Linked DNA regions of Homo sapiens: region 2 is linked to region 1. Evidence: read pairs that join two places in POLR2A ChIA-PET (ENCODE). Cell type or tissue: OCI-LY7. All regions are shown on one strand. Each heading gives the region's core, and the rest is flanking DNA. Links, peaks and the distances in the headings are about the cores only. Region 1 overlaps SGPP1 (sphingosine-1-phosphate phosphatase 1). Region 2 overlaps SYNE2 (spectrin repeat containing nuclear envelope protein 2).

The links. Peaks named below come from ENCODE experiments on the same cell type or tissue, not always from the same donor. Only the 100,000 strongest peaks of a DNase experiment are listed, where the experiment ranks them.
Region 2: POLR2A ChIA-PET joins it to region 1 with 12 read pairs; 3 of 35 experiments call an interaction of 5 or more read pairs at or near these places.

The regions. Positions count from the first base shown.
Region 1 is chr14:63,720,160-63,725,540 of GRCh38, forward strand. All of the region lies in intron 1 of SGPP1 (sphingosine-1-phosphate phosphatase 1), which reads right to left. Among named protein-coding and RNA genes, the nearest start is that of SGPP1, 5.2 kb to the right of the region's middle. In OCI-LY7, for the core only: no CTCF peak of the experiment used is centred there; no DNase peak of the experiment used is centred there; H3K4me3 peaks cover 1,902 bases; H3K27ac peaks cover 1,824 bases.
Region 2 is chr14:63,861,296-63,866,676 of GRCh38, forward strand. All of the region lies in intron 1 of SYNE2 (spectrin repeat containing nuclear envelope protein 2), which reads left to right. Among named protein-coding and RNA genes, the nearest start is that of SYNE2, 11 kb to the left of the region's middle. RefSeq lists an enhancer at 3,077-3,136. In OCI-LY7, for the core only: no CTCF peak of the experiment used is centred there; DNase peaks (open chromatin) are centred at 1,056 and 3,196; H3K4me3 peaks cover 4,091 bases; H3K27ac peaks cover 4,799 bases.

The sequences.
Region 1 (5,381 bases), core at 231-5,230:
GCTCATGCCTGTAATCCCAGCACTTTGGTAAGCTGAGGCAGGAGGATCATTTGAGCCCAGGAGATTGAGACCAACCTTGGCAACATGGTGAAACCTATGTAAAAACAAAAATGGTAAGAAAAAAAGAAGAAATAGAAAAAAAGGAAGGAAGGATGGGAAGGAAAGAGAAAAAGGAAAAGAAGGATGGATGGATGGAAGGAAGGAAGAAAGAGACGGAGGGAGGGGAAGGAAGGTCTTTGCAATATATTACTAAGTGATAAAAGCAAGATCCAGAACAGTACAGTATATTACCTTGTGTATGAATAATAAACTATATAGGCCGGGTGCGGTGGCTCATGCCTGTAATCCCAGCACTTTGGGAGGTCGAGGCGGGTGGATCACCTGAGGTCAAGAGTTCAAGACCAGCCTGGCCAACATGCTGAAACCCCATTTCTACTAAAAATTAAAAAAATTAGCCGGGCGTGATGGTGGACGCCTGTAATCCCAGCTAGTTAGGAGGCTGAGGCAGGAGAATCACTTGAACCTGGGAGCCGGAGGTTGCGGTGAGCCAAGGTCGCACCATTGCACTGCACTCCAGCCTGGGCAACAAGAGCAAAACTCCGTCTCAAAACAAACAAACAACTATATAAATGTATGTCTGCAAAAGTAGAGACTACCTCTGGGAAGCTAAACAAGAGATGTCTAACACTGAATCCTTCAGAAAAAAAGACCCTAGAAGCTGTGGGACAGAGAAAGAAATGTACTCTTCTTTTCATGTTTCTTTTTTTGAGACAGAGTCTTGTTCTGTCAGCAGGGTTCAAGCAACCTCTGCCTCCCAGGTTAAAGCAATTCTCCTGTCTCAGCCTCCCAAGTAGTTGGGACTACAGGCACCTGCCACCACACCCAGCTAATTTTTGTATTTTTAATAGACACGGGGTTTCACCATATTGGTCAGGCTGGTCTTGAACTCCTGACCTCAGGCGATCCGTTCGTCTCGGCCTTCAAAAGTGCTGGGATTACAGGCGTGAGCCACAGCACCCAGCCTAATTTCTGTATTTTTAGTAGAGACAGGCATGGTGGTGGGTGAGCCAAGATCGTGCCACTGCACTCCAGGCTGGGCAACAGAGCAAGACGCCATCTCAAAAAAAATACAAAATTAGCCGGGTGTGGTGGCACACACCTGTCATCCCAGCTACCCAGGAGGCTGAGGTAGAAGAATCACTTGAACACAGGAGGCGGAGGTTGTAGTGAGCCACGATCATGCCACTGCACTCCAGCCTGGTGACAAGAACAAGACTTCGTATCCAGAAAAAAAAAAAAGGAATTAGTAATAAGGACTTATAAACTCAGGAAAACGTGAATTTCAAACACAAGTATCGTGCTCCATAAAAAAGAGGCAAGCCAATTCAATTTTTTAATAAACTGTGTTTCTTTCCAGAATTACCATAGTGATCAATTTTTCTTGGATCTTGCAGCCTCCTCTGGTCTTTACTGTGACCTACTTTTGTAACTCTTACTTTTTGCCTTTCTTCCATTTATCTTTTCATGACCTCACAGATATCTTCTTCTATTATTTACAGTAAACAACATTTTGACAGAATATTCTTATGTGTCTTTCTTTTCCAAAGCTCTTACTATGTTTATCAAATTTTTTATTTATATTAGGTGACAAATCAGCATTTGATTTCAGTCAACATCTTCATACATGTTTAAAACACAAATATTTGTGGATGTTGCATATGTATGTACATACACAAACACAAATTATCTTCTCAAGGTATATAAAAGCTATTCTCATATTTTAAGAATACAATCATATATTTCAAAAATAATATTACTGCAAGCATACCTTAAAAATCACACACAAAGTGTGATTTAAAATGAATTTTCTATATAAGCTGCTGAGTCAGTCTGAGCCCCTGACACTTACTGGCTAGGTTACTTTGCTTAAGTTACATAATATAACCTCCCTGTACCTCAGTTTCCTCATCTGTAAACCCATGCTAGTAATAGGAACATTGGGGTATTATAGAAGAGTAAATGAGATAAAAGACATTTCAAACAATGTCTGATTCATAGTAAGTGCTTAAAAATATATATTAACAGCTGGGCGCAGTGGCTCATGCCTGTAATCCCAACACTTTAGGAGTCCAAGGTGGGCAGATCACAAGGTCAGGAGTTAGAGGCTAGCCTGACCAACATGGTGAAACCCTGTCTCTATTGAAAAAAAAAAAAAAAAAAAATTAGCCGGGCGTGGTGGGGCGTGCCTGTAATCCCAGCTACTCAGGAGGCTGAAGTAGGAGAACTACTTGAACCCAGGAGGCAGAGGTTGCAGTGAGCCAATATCGCACCACTGCACTCCAGCCTGGGCAACAGAGTGAGACTCCATCTCAAAAAATAAAAAATAAAAAATAAAAATATTAACAATGCTATAACATTATTATTATAAAATATAATTATTATAATAAAAAGTAGTAAAAGCACACAAAATGAAAGACTAGTTGGCAATGAGTTGTCTATAAAGTAAGTGCTACAGCTAATTTTTAGCAGGGCAAGGTGGCTGACGCCTGTAATACCAGCACTTTGGGAGGCCGAGGTGGGAGGATCACTTGAGCTCAGGAGTTCAAGACCAGCCTAAGCAACATGGCAAAACCCCGTCTCTATAACAAACAAACAAACAAACAAAATTAGCTGGTGGTAGTGTGTGCCTGTGGTCCCAGCTACTTGGGAGGCTGAGGTGGGAGGATCACTTAAGCCTGGGAGGTCGAGGCTGCAGTGAGCCGGAATCGTGCCACTGTACTCCAGTCTGAGCGACAGAGTAAGACCCTGTCTCAAAAAAAAAAAAAAAAAATTAATCTAAAACCTTCTAATTAAATAAAGTATACAGTTAAAACTGATTACATTCCATATTATTTAAAAATTAAATTAATTCAAGTCAAACAGAGCTTTAAAAATTAAGAAATTTTATTTTTGAAAAGAACATGCAAACATAAATGGAAAAGGAACGTCATATTGTTTATCTTATTCTTCAAAGGACTATTTATTGTCTTTATATCAGATGCTCCTTATTTCTTAATTTTTTTTCCAATTCAGGCTACAAAAAATTCCAATGAATAATATGAGAGCAATAACCATTATCCTAGGCAATGGATCTCAAGTTATTTAATCCTTGGGAAAAGGTCATAACATTTTCTATCCTCCATCACCATAAAATTTATATACAAAACTCTTTAAGTAATTACTTGGAGCTATACTATTCCAATCTCTCCTTTGTCTTATAACGTACCTTAAAAAAATTCAGGCAGGGTGCAGTGACTCACGTCTGTAATCCCAGCACTTTGGGAGGCTGAGGGGAGTGGATCACGAGGTCAAGAGATCGAGACCATCCTGGCCAACATGGTGAAACCCCGTCTCTACTAAAAATACAAACATTAGCCGGGGGTGGTGGTGTGCGCCTGTAGTCCCAGCTACTGAGGAGGCTGAGGCAGGAGAATCGCTTGAACCGGGGAGGCAGAGTTTGCAGTGAGACAAGATCACACCACCACACTCCAGCCTGGGTGACAAAGAGAGATTTCGTCTCAAAAAAAAAAAAAATTCAAAGACTGGAATTTCAAAGAAGCTGAGACAGCAATCTTGAAGAAATACAACTAACTCCTCACTCATCTAATGGGTCAGAATCTCTGGGAAACTTACCCTGGGAAATGTAGAAATCTGCATTTTTAAACAACCCCGAGTTTGTACGCTGTCTTTTTTTTTTGAGATAGGGTCTTGCCCTGTCATCTAGGCTGAAGTGCAGTGGTGCAATCACACCTCACTGCAGCCTCAACCTCCCAGGCTCAAGTGATGCTCCCACCTCAGCCTCCCTAGTAGCTAGAACTACAGGCATGCGCCACCATGCCCAGCTGATTTTTGATTTTTTTTTGCAGAGACAGGGTCTCGCTATATTGCCCAGGCTGGTCTCCAACTCCTGGGCTCAAGGGATCCTTCCGCCTCAGCCTCCCAAAGTGCTAGGTGTACAGGGATGAACCACTACACCTGGCCATATACTGTCATTTTAAGTGTAAGTGAGGAATAATGAAACAGAAAGGATTAATTTAAAATGCTCTGGGTGGTGAATCTTGAGCAAATTTCAATGAGGGCAGAAACATTAAGTAGTAGGTAGTAGTGAAGTAGTAAAGCCAAGACAAAGGAATGGTATAGAACTCAGTTTCAAGAGATGTTTCAGCACGCCAGGCATATATAAGTAACCATACCTGTCCCAAATAAGCAGCTGAGGCACAGCAGATAGGCAAGACTGCCAACCAAAACTTATTAGAAAAACACCAGGCTTTCATTATTTAATTCTTCCCCCAGTTTCTAGGGGAAAGGCTTTCTATATAAGCCTCCAATGCAGTACAATACTAATTCACAGAGTAGAGGACCCAAACAGCTGAAGCAAAGGAAGGTACTTTTGTTTTCAATAGATAACAAGGATCTTTAAAAAAAAAAAAAAAAAAAAAAAAAGGAAAAGGAAAAGGAGGCCAGGCGCGGTGGCTCACGCCTGTAATGCCAGCACTCTGGGAGGCCAGTGGTGGGGAGGCCGATGAGCGGGGGGCGGCTAATTTTTTGTATTTTTTAGTAGAGACGGGGTTTCACTGTGTTAGCCAGGATGGTCTCAATCTCCTGATTGAGATCAGGAGATTGCAGAGAGCCGAGATTGCGCCACAGCACTCCAGCCTGGGCAACAGAGCGAGACTCCGTCTTAAAAAAAAAAAAGGAAAAGCTGGCACTTGGGAGGCCAAGGAGGGAGGATAACTTGAGCCCAGGAGTTCGAGACCAGCCTAGGCAATATAGTGAGACCCCGACTCTTAGGGAAAAAAAAAAGGAAAAAGGTTAAAAAGCCATCTTGTTTTTTGTACTGGATTATTAGTCAAACATTTATAAACACAGAACTTTCATATAAAGGAGGCTTAGGCCAGGCGCAGTGGCTCACGCCTGTAATCCCAGCACTTTGGGAGGCCGAGATGGGTGGATCCCCTGAGGTCAGGAGTTCAAGACCAGCTTGGCCAAAACAGTGAAACCACATCTCTACTAAAAATCCTTAAAAAATTAGCTGGTGTGGTGGTAGGCGCCTGTAATCCCAGCTACTCGGGAGGCTGAGGCAGAGAATTGCTTGAACCTGGGAGGCAGAGGTTGCAGTGAGCCGAGACTGCACCACTGCACTCCAGCCTGGGCAACAGAGCGAGACTCCGTCAGGAGGCTTTCTTTCAGAACAACTAACCGAAAAATCATGCAAATTTAGAGTGAAAAAATGTAAAATAAGAAATTTAAAGCATTACAAGATTAATTTTAATGTAACTGGTCAGTTTGCACATCTGTAAAATGACAGTTTGAAACTAAGTGATTTCTAACATCCGGTCTAC
Region 2 (5,381 bases), core at 324-5,323, 140 kb after region 1:
CACCACGCCCAGCTAATTTTTGTATTTTTAGTAGAGACGGGGTTTCACCATGTTGGTCATGCTGGTCTCGAACTCCTGACCTCGTGATCCGCCCACCTCAGCCTCCCAAAGTGCTGGGATTACAGGCATGAGCCACCGTGCCTGGCCCTACCCCGTTGTATTTTAAGAGCATTAGTTGGCACTAATATCATATAAAACATTAATTGCAGTGTAGGCTGGGCACTGTAGCATATGCCTGTAATCCCAGCATTTTGGGAGGCTGAGGCGAGAGGATCACATGAGCCCAGGAGTTTGAGACCAGCCTGGGCAACATAGTGAGACCCCAATCTCAAAAAAAAAAATTAGCTGGGCTATGGTGGTGCATGTCTATAGTCCCAGGTACTAGGGAGGCTGAGGTGGGAGGATCGCCTGAGCCTGGGGGATTGAGGCTGCAGTGAGCCGTGAGAGACACAGTGAGACCCCGACTAAAAAGAAAAAAAGGAATGTAGGTAAAACAAATTCAATTTTACTATGTGTGTTGTTGAAGTGAGCACATAAAACAAATTCAAAATGATACAGTTATGTTTGACAGTGGAGCAATAGTAAATTGGACTTAAAAAACTTTATTATGAAAAATTTCAAATATATTCAAAAGCAGAGATAATAGTAAAATGTACTATTGCATAACGATTACCCAGAATGAATATTATTAAATCCTGTCAATCTGGTTTTACCCAGGTCCTCACATATCCCACCCGTGCTGGATTATTTTGAAGCAAATTTTATACATCATATCATTTTATCCTTAAATAATTGGATTTTAAATTATTTGAGATATTAAAGTGCTAGAAATGAATTTGAAACCAAATCATGTGTAGCCATTTCCTGGTTTCCCTTACATTATAGATAAAACTTATCTAGAGCTAATTTACACAAAAGTTGGATAAAACAAAACAACAGTTGGACACATGTACATATATTCGTATTTGCATAACATCTACTAAAAGTATACTTTTTTTGTTGTTGAGGCGAAGTCTCGCTCTGTCACCCAGGTGGGAGTGCAGCGTGGTGTGATTATGGCTTATTGCAGCCCTGACCTCCTTGGCTCAAGTGATCCTCCAGCCTCGTGTTTTGATATTTTGTAGAGACCGAGATCTCACTGTGTTGCCCAGGCTGGTCTCAAACTTCTGGGCTCAAGAAATCCTCCTGCTTTAGCCTCCTAAGGGGCTGGGATTAGAGGCGTGAACCACTGTGCCTGGCAAAAATAAGTATACTTGTCACTACCGTGAATACATTTTATTAAAACATTTTATTTACTGTCATTATGTTAGCAATATGTGCATTATACTTATAGATAATATTCTAGAATAGTAAGAAAGACTATACACGCATGCCCTGCCAAAATTGAATTGTTGCACTTGAAGGGGAAATTTTAATTTGAAAGGCAGGTTTTTAGGAAGGTAGATATTAGGTTTTGGGGCAGTTTTTATTAGAAGGTTTTGGGGCAGTTTTGTTTTTTTTTTGTTTTGTTTTGTTTTTTTGGAGACAGAGTCTCACTCTGTTGCCAGGCTGGAGTGCAGTGGCGTGATCTTGGCTCACTGCAGCCTCTGCCTCCTGGGTTCAAGTGATTCTACTGCCTCAGCCTCCTGAGTAGCTGGAGCTATAGGCATGCACCACCACACCTGGCTAATTTTTGTATTTTTAGTAGAGGTGGAATTTCACCATGTTGGCCAGGCTGATCTCAAACTCTTGGCCTCAAGTGACCTGCCCGCCTCAGCCTCCGAAAATGCTGGGATTATGGGCCTGAGCCACCGTGCCTGGCCTTGGGGCAGATTTTTAATATATGTAAATTAAGAATTCTCAGTACTCATTTCAGCAGTTATGTTGCCTCATTTGGAAAGAAAAGGTATTCAGCATGTGGGGATGCATAATACATTTTAAAAATCCGTTCGTCTTAGTCAATGTGCTCCATGGTGTCTTTTTTTCAAGGTTCGAGATGACACATTTAGTAGGAGATCAGGTTATGGGATAGTTCATGTTTGGAGAGGGGACAGAATTGATTTACAGACATACCACCTGTTTTCTCCTACTTTGGCTTTGGAGGACAAGTTGTAGTATCCTGAGGAAAAGCTGATTGTATCACTTATGACTGAGATTTTCATCTTTAGCCGCTTCTGTGTGATACATGAATTAATGGGTCATAACATAGGAGTTAGCTAATTTTCATTTTAAAATATTACTCAGAAGATATTTTTATCTTAATTGTACATTTCAACAACATAAATAAGCTGTTCAAGACTGTCTCCCATGCCTCCAAAACAAATAAAAACCCCCCACAACTCAAATGCATATAAGCTGTTACTATAGTATAATGGTGAGTTATAGCCAGTGTATGATGGGATTGTTGATAGAATAATGCATATTAGAGCTTTTAGTTCAAAAATTTGAGATAGTGATTCAGAAAGAAAAAAAGGAATGATTATCATGAATTCTGTTTATTAGAATTCTGTTTATTAAAGAGTTAAAGATATGTTTTATTTTTTTATCTTTATTATCATTATTTTTTCGAGATGGAGTTTCGCCCTTGTTGCCAGCGCTGGAGTGCAGTGGTGTGATCTTGGCTCACTGCAACCTCCACCTCCCGGGTTCAAGCAATTCTGCCTCAGCCTCCTGAATAGCTGGGATTACAGGCGCACGGCACCACGCTTGACTAATTTTTTGTATTTTTCGTAGAAACGGGGTTAGCCAGGCTGGTCTCGAACTCCTGACCTCAGGTGATCCACCCGCCTCAGCCTCCCAAAGTGCTGGGATTACAGGTGTGAGCCACGGCGCCTGGCCAAGATGTGTTTTATTATTTGCACTTGTGTAATGGCAAAGAAAATAGGTTACTAAGCTTGCTCTTGTTAGAATATCCTTTGTAGTCACTCATTTGATGATGTTGAGTAAGAATCTTTCCTCTGTTAATACGTCTTTGTTTAAAAGAAAATAAGTTACCTTTGTAGTCTTTGTACATTTTTCTTTGCAGAAAGTTTCCCCTCTGCTGGATAATAATTAATTTTATAAAAGTGTTTAATCCAGTACTGATTATATTCCCTTGTGAGCTGGATGAAAAGAAACTTCTGAATGTTTGTAACCACAGATTGATGATTTGGTTACAAAGACTCTCTGTTGGTGATGGTTTCTGAGAACTGGAAGGTAAGCTTGTTCCTTGGGTGAGTCATCATGTTGTCTTGCAGTCGGTCATGTGTTTTCTTAGCAACTGCTGTTGATTTCAGGTTTGAGCAGGGTGAGCATGTTTTGAAGTGATCCAACAGATTCTTTTAGGTTATATATGGCTGCTAAATCTTATACACTTACTGTTACTATTATGTGTCTTACAAGGAGTGAAAGATTGAATTCTTTTTTTATCTCTACCTTCCAAATCATTTCTTTTCTAATTTGTTTTTCAGGGGTAGTGAGGACTGGGAGTGGGGGTAAAAAAGGAGAAAAATAAATGAATCTGGGATATCATGAGTCTGCCTGTTTATGCCCCTGGACTAGAGCAGAACCAAAAGGACCTCCATGTGCTGATAGGGTTAAATATGATTTCCTGGGGTGTTGATCTTGAGTAATACTCCGTGTGCATACATTCTATAGGAACAAGTGAATTTTAGAAATGTCTGTGGTATAGTGTAGTGGTTAAAAGCTTGGGTTCTGAAATCAGTCTGACCCCTGGTTCAAATTCTAGCTTTGCCATATACTAGAGGTGTTATTTTGGGCAAATTACTTAACCTCTCTGAGTAGAGTTTCCTCATCTGTAAAAGTGAAACTAAAATCCCACGTACTTATATTACTGAGATAATACAGGTAACAGAAAGCATAGTACCTATAGAACACATGGTAACAAATGCTAGTTATTACATTCAGTTCAAGGGTGCAGTACACAAGGGGCTAGGTATCAGGTGTTTAGGGGACAGTCAGAAATGAATCATATATGAGCCCTAATTCTTCAGGAACTGGGGGAGATGGCCTTGTAAACAAGTCACTGTAGTATTATCTAGAATGGAAGAAGTGCCAACTGAAGTACAAGCAAGGTGCTGTGGGTGCATAAAGCAAGTGATGCCAACTTTGGGGAAGTTAGGGCTAATTTTGTAAAGCATTTGCCATTTGAGCTGAGGGTGTATTGCCAGGCCTAGAATGATGAGTAGGGCTTTTATGGGTGGAGAGTGGAGGAGAGTGATTCTCCTGCCTTAGCCTCCCAAGTAGCTGGAGGCTACTCCCAAGTGGAGGAGAGTAGATTTTGTATTTTTAGTAGAGATGGGGTTTCACCATGTTGAGCAGGCTGGTCTTGAACTCCTGACCTCAGGAGAATCACGTGAACCCAGGAGGTGGAAGTTGCAGTGAGCCGAGATCACGCCACTGCACTCCAGCCTGGGCAACAAGAGCAAAACTCTGTACCCACCCCCCCCCCAAAAAAAAAGAAAAGAAAAAAGAAATTTATCTGGCCTTTAAAAAAAAGAACACCAGGCTGGGCAACCAAGCAAGACCTTGTTTTTACAAATCAAAAACAAAAAACCTGTTTCCATCTACTTCTGAGATTCCTTTTTCTTTAGCATATCTTCTAGCTCATTAAAAAAGGATTTATGGATCTTCTTGGAAGATAACACTTCCAACAACAAAAATGTTCCTTCTGACCCTTTATCTCCAATGACTTGGATTACAAAATTCTTCAATTTTCTTTTCATGGAATTTCAGACTATAGTTTTGAGATTTCTAAGAAATATTTTTTTCCTTATCTCAAATCCTTCCCTGTAGAAATATCCCTGATATGTCCTCAGCCCCCAAAATACATATAATATGTTCTCAACCAACAAGAAACACCACTTAAGTTGTTTCCTCTCCGCTGGTGAACAATTAGAACACTGCTTTAAAAATGTCTTATGCATTCCACAACATTTTCCTGAGTAGAAACAAAACTCGAAACACCAAAGGAACTTGAGATGTCAGACTACTAAAACAAAAGAAAATCTCTGTGGTATTCTTTGGGTGAACTCTTTCAATTTACTTAAAAAGCTGGCCAACTAAGAGAGGTACTAAGATTTGCATCTGTTTTAAAACACTTATTTTGGCCAGGCATAGTTGCTCACACCTGTAATCCCACCACTCTGGAAGGCAAAGGTGGGAAAATCGCTTGAGCCCAGGAGTTCAAGACCAGCCTCAGCAACACAGCTAGACCCCATCTCTATTCTTTTTTTTAAAAAGCTTATCTCAGTATTTCTATATTCCTTTGGACAACCTACAGTGCAAAAAAAGTGAAATATCAGTGACACCTACTTTGTTATAGCTTAAAAGTGAGAACAGGTAAATTCTCTAACATACATGATCAAAATTGTAAGTTCTGTATTTGAAAATAATGATAAAAC